Linked DNA regions of Homo sapiens: region 1 is linked to region 2. Evidence: chromatin contacts called from ENCODE Hi-C data. All regions are on one chromosome and are shown on one strand. The core of a region is the stretch at or near the end of the contact, and the rest is flanking DNA. Distances in the headings are between cores, read along the strand shown. Region 1 has its middle 90 kb from the start of BCL2L14. Region 2 holds the start of GPR19 (G protein-coupled receptor 19).

Evidence for each region. A loop is a pair of places that touch in the nucleus more often than their neighbours do. Pooled maps may share reads with other maps.
Region 1: a loop to region 2 is called in a pooled map, with 7 times the contacts of the local background. The contact joins the enhancer-like site here to the promoter of GPR19 in region 2. A Hi-C loop is called at or near these places in 6 of 50 pooled maps.

The regions. Positions count from the first base shown.
Region 1 is chr12:11,979,966-11,982,801 of GRCh38, forward strand. No RefSeq gene overlaps it. Among named protein-coding and RNA genes, the nearest start is that of BCL2L14, 90 kb to the right of the region's middle. Within about 2 kb of position 1,271, at least 5 of the 41 ENCODE cell types and tissues checked have a DNase peak (open chromatin) inside an H3K27ac peak, as active enhancers do.
Region 2 is chr12:12,694,320-12,697,432 of GRCh38, forward strand. It overlaps GPR19 (G protein-coupled receptor 19), which reads right to left and starts at 1,864. Exons shown (of 4, transcript NM_006143.3): 1 at 1,746-1,864; 2 at 1,140-1,192. RefSeq lists enhancers at 1,612-1,771, 1,952-2,031.

The DNA.
Region 1 (2,836 bases), core at 21-2,520, 710 kb before region 2:
GCTTAACGCCAACCTGTCCTTAGCTCCAGCCTATAGGTTGAGCTGTAGGCAAGCGTGTTCATTCTGGGCCTAAGCTGAGTGGATAACAGCTGCCTGGGGAAAGTTCTTCCCATCATGGTCACTGAGATACAAAAAGATCAAGCTTTAATGCGCAAGCTCTTTTCAAGCCTCTGCCATCACATCTAACAAGTATTCTTTTTGGCCAAACCCAAAGTTAAGGGGCAAGAAGGACACTCCTCCCACCATGAGGTCACAGCAAGGGTGTTGATGAATAATTCTCTTTAAGTGCTGTGATGAATTGAGAATAGCAATTCTATTATCCACTGTGATGGTTAAATCTCCACTGGTTAAATCTTGACCAGTTCCTCTTCTGACTACTTCTGATTTTCTCCTTTGGCTTCCCAGACCACATGCACAACCCCTGCAGGTGAGCCAGAATGCCAAGAAGTCAGCATTATAAGGCTAAATAGAGAAAGAACAAGTTTTCTTTTTGGAAAGTTCCTCCCAACCTGCGATGTGTCAAGACATCACCATTAATTGGAAGGGGACACGATTATGCAAAATAACTGAGTATAAAGAACTTAGAGACAAAAGGGGAGTGAGGGGAGGAAGGAGATGTAGCAGTTTGAACTATACGAGGTTTAAATTAATTTCAACCAAAACATAACAAGCAAAGGATGTTCTCCTGATTATCTTATGTTTACTATTATATTTCAAAGGCAATACATGCTTATTGTGTGTGGGGGGAATCAATCTAGTGAGTAGAAAACACAACCATCTAAAACCCCATCACCCCTAATTAGCTGCCATTCAAATCCTTTATACATGGACTACTTTGGGCATTGGAAATCAAGGTGCTGCTACCTAAACAGTGTCGTGAAAATTTTAAGGCTCTGAGAAAATGTTAAGGCCATTTGAACACCAGAAATTCTTGTTCTCATCTCTCAACTACAAATGCCTAGGTGAGTTCTCGCTTACAGATTTTTTTCAAATTTACAGTATATGCAATTTATTTATTTATTTATTTTTGCAAAAATGGGGTCATCTATTACATACCACTTTTCACATTAGAACAATTTTCCTCATCAACAAAGATATGTCTATATCATCATTTTAAATTCTGCCTTATATTTCATTTATAAATTACCATAAATTACTTAACCAACACCCCATTGATGGAAGTTTAGGTTATTTCCAGTTTTTCACAATTACTTTCTGCATGCATAATAACTCACGTCACTTCATATACAAACTGAGGCATTTATTTTCATTTTCAGATCTAAGAAATCTAAGCAGTGCCTTATTGACAATAAATAGAACCACCCTTGTGGTGTTAAAATGTGGGCAGCAAGAAAGGAAATAGTGTGGTTGGGTGGAGATTAGTCATTTTTGAAAGAGCACGTATGTACATTTTGCACGTTGGTGACAATTCACTCAAAATTTTAAAGAACCCAGCTTAAGTTTTGAATCAGCCTGAAGCACTCCGAACTTCAGATGCTCATCTCAGCCTCTTAAGTCTGCCAACCAAGCTGGAGACAAAACAAGATCTGGCTCCCTGGTGGCCGCCTGGGAATCCTGCCCTTGGCGTCATTTCTGGAAGGGCAAAAGAACCCTACGGACTCTTGTATCACTAGGATAGAAATGCCACCCAGCTCCTCAGCCCATCTCCATCACCATGGCAGTGGGGAGGGGCCTAGGCATTATCAGAATGGGTCAGGACTAGCTCAGAGCCAGTGTCAGGCTGGCTGACTGTAAACTAAGCCAGGCTTTCAAGGGAAGGCTTTTGAAGGAAATAAGCCAACAAAACAGCATCAGAAACTGAGGAACCATTCCTTCTCCAACTCTACCCCCCAAGAGATACCAAGGTCACACAGGATACAGCAGTTGTTGAAATTATTACTGCTATGGAACAGAGCTTTTTTGGCACCGGAAGAAGTCATTCTCTTCTGTCAACCCTCTTTTCCTTTCCCTTGGATTTTCAATCCTCCCCATAGAAAATCAAGACCGCCCAGCAAAGAACATGCTTACCCAAAAGACCACAGTGCCATTCAGAAACAAGAAATTCCAACTCTACCATACATATAACCTTCTATCCATCCTCTGACCTTCTGACTTCATAATGTATCTTCCCAAGATAAATAGATGCATGGCATGTTAAAGCCTAGGAGGACCATGGAGATTGTGTCAATATCTTTATCCTTCAGTGAATAGATGGAGGCCTCAGAGAGGATGAGCAACCTGCCCATGGCCCCACAGAATTGGTGGCAGAGCCCAAGACTGTTGGCCCCCAACCACACTGTCCAGACTTCAAAAGCTGATCCTCTTGCCAATGCCCCCACACTAGTAACAGCCTTTTTGCCTGAATGTCTCTCAGTGATGTCATGAAGACAAATTACTGTCTAGCTGTATGGTTCTTTAGTCCTTGCTGTATGTTATTGTACCTGGCAGGCCCTCATGGAAACTAAGCTGGAAAGAAATGAAGGAGCTCAACTTGGTTAAAACCATTGACAGAACACTCATCCCCCATCTTTTGCTCTCTAGACAACCGCAGGTAAATGTGAGGCGTTTGAGAGAGTTAAGCCTTCTGTATCAGTTAAGCTAAAAGAACAGTTTATTTCATACCCCTAAACTTCACAGGAATAGAACACAAGCTACCAGGCAGCAAGAACAAAGGAACAGACTAGATACATTTATTTTTCAGAAATTTTAAGCCATGGAAGAACAAAAAAAAATTCTTCAAAGAAAATTTAGGGGCAGGGGATTGAAATACATGCAAAACTTATTTTTAGTGCCCTTTACAGATATAAAGTCATGCTGTTCGTTTAGGAACAAAAAA
Region 2 (3,113 bases), core at 614-3,113:
TCTGGAGTAGCTGGGTCTACAGGTGCCCACCACCACGCCCGGCTAATTTTTTGTATTTTTTTTTTTTTAGTAGAGACGGGGTTTCACCGTATTTGCCAGGATGGTCTCGATCTCCTGACGTTGTGATCCGACCGCCTCAGCCTCCCAAAGTGCTGAGATTACAGGCGTGAGCTACCGCGCCTGACCCGGTAGAGTACCTGTCTTAAAGCTCCCTAAATACAGACGGACCTACGATGCACAGAGCATCCACAATTCAACTGATAGGTGGCATGTACTTTACACTAAGTTCTATGCTACCTCATTTTGTCATTACAATAATCCTATGGCACAGGCACTATTATCCTTATTTTATAAATTGAGAAACTGAGATTCAGACAGGACACACAGAGTGACTGGCAGACCCTAAAGTCAAAGCCCAGGTCTGATTCCCAATTGTACACACTTTATATGACATCATATCGAGATGTCATGCCTCTCAGAGCTGGATGATCCCACTCCCTAAAACAAGACACCCAGGCTTCAACCCTGAAATCCTATTCCATTGCCTCCATGGATTTTTCCTGCAGCATTTTCCTATGCACTTCACACATACAGCGCAGCTGCCAGGATATACTTTAGGCTGCCAAAATGAAATGAAGTCACTTTCTTGGTAAGTGATTACCATGCCTGGCTCTTTACTGAAGTACTTCCATTCTATATATTCACACTGGGATCCTTCTCCATCACTGCTAGCTTCAATCCTGTGGCTTTCCATATTTAGTTTTTCTTACAGATGAAGTGATACTCTTTACCTATCAGCCATTCCTTTGTTGGAGTAAAATTACGTATTCCATCAGCATTCTTCTGCCTTGTACTCCAGATAGTATACAAAGAATCAAATTATAGTAGCTAAGTGGCATAGAATTGCTGCCGATATCAAGATGGACTCTAATATCTAGTGAACTGGGAGGCTAGAGGCTAGAAGTATGTACTTCTGTAAGGTGTCAGTGACACATCTGAGTAATGTGGTAGCTAAATGCCACCATTTCATTCCATGAAATCCACATTTCATTCTGGCTAAAGGGTAAAGCTGGTGAGAGGTGGGAGGGGCCAGGAGGCTCCATCGGAAGGAGGCAGACACTTCAGGTGTTGGGTGGTACCTTTAAGATGTTGCGGGGCCAAATCCAATGCCGGTGCAGGTGTCCCATATATCCTGAGAGACAAAAAGAGGTCAGATTGGTCAGATCCCTCGAGACAGTTCCCAAATTCCTGACTTCTGTTACCGCGACTGTTCTTCGCAATTCCACCTCGGCCTGTGTTCAGGACTGTGGCTTTTAGAATCTTCCTCATTCCATTCCATTAGGGGCGTCCCGATTTCCACCTTATATACACCATGTACTAAATGCATGCCATTTCTGCCTGTTTACAAACATGCATAAGTTCACACTCTTTTAAGAAAAATGTCCTCTACTGTCAACTTCTTTCTAGTCTGGCCTCCCAGGTAGGCTACAGAGCTACTGCCTTCATTTATCTCTCAAATCTTCCCATCTTCTCCTTCCCACTGTATTACCTTAGCTCACACTCACATCCTCTTGGTCACCAGCCAAAAAATAAATAAAACTCCTTTGTCCCTTCAGATTTCTCTCTTATTCTACAACCTCATTAATCGGCTCTCCCGCTCCCACTCCTTTACTACTTCAGTCGCTGAAACCTCCCCTCACAGAGTTCACGGCCAATATAAAAACGGAAAGAAGGGATGACCATACGAGCTTGTGGACTTTTGCCTGCAAAATCTCATAGAATGTGGTGTTGTGTACGTGAATCCATCAGATCAACGCGACGGACACTCCCCAAGGGCCAAATCGGACCGCCTCTCACTAGGCGGAAAGTTTTGAAACTTTTGCGCGCTAAAAATGATGAGCCAGACGCATGCGCAAACGTGCACTCCCGGGGTGGCGCTTCTCCTCAGGCAGATCTCGCGTGGTTTGGTGATGGCCGGCTAGTATGAAGGTTTTCCGTGGCGTTGAGATCCCACCCGCCCTTTTTTTTTTTTTTTTTTTTTTTTTTTTTTTTTTTTGCTGCCCCAGTGGATTAGGATTAGTGCTGCAGTCAAATGAAAAAGATCAAGACAAAAAATTAGGCTAATATAACTAGCCGACAGGCTAGCGGCATTTCTCTGGGGCCGAGGAATTCCACGAAGAAGATCTCTGCGAGGCCCAGAAGGCCGCACAACTACTTCTTCAGAAACAAAATTTTTTAAAAAAGTAAAAATAGAGGAAGTCAGCCAGTTTATCACCTTGGAACCAGCGTTTTGTTTGGCTTTTCCGCTTTTCACTCTACGAAAAAGCCCATTGGCGGCTACCCAGGTTACCGTCCTGTTGCCATTGCGCCTGCGCGGCGGTTTGTTTACCAGTCCAGGCGAAGCGCTGTGTCGCGGTTCTCGCCGCCCCGAGCGCCTTGGTTTGCTCCCTTGACGTGTAATTCGTAATGAAAGTCATGTTTTCATTTGGGAACACGGATCGGAGGTTTAAAACTGGACAGTTTAAGTGTCAACTTCAGACCAAAGAAAATAATGGTAGGGAAAACACTGGACACTCAGAAATCGGTGCCGCGTCAGAGCTGTCACGGAAGATGTTTCTAATGAACCTGAGGAAAACAATAGCACCACCCTAACCAGAACTAAAAAGTGGCAAGCAGCCACAGTTAATGAAACTCATAGGTGGCATTTAGTTACTTATTTAGAATGTAGGCCTAGTTATGGTAAAAATGCAAATAAGACCAAACCTAAGGTCCTCTTGCTCGAGCAAACCTCAAGCAAAACCTACATGATTTAAGACTGACTCTTGAAGCGAAGTAAAAAAAAAAAAAAAAAAAAAAAAGCAGCCATGCAAAATTTGAAACTTGGAGACGACTCTAGAAGCATTAACCCAAGAAAGCACAAGCCAACAAACAAATTTTTGAAATGGTTTGAAGAGCTCTTCAAAGTCAGTTTCAGGTGGCTTAGAAGAGGATGTTGCTTATAAAATGAGATCTGATGGAAACTTGTTTTACAGATATGACTGGATTCGTTTGAAAACAAAAAAAAAGGCAGGCAAAGTGACTTTTTAAAAAGTATTTTTATGGAAGGATTTCTA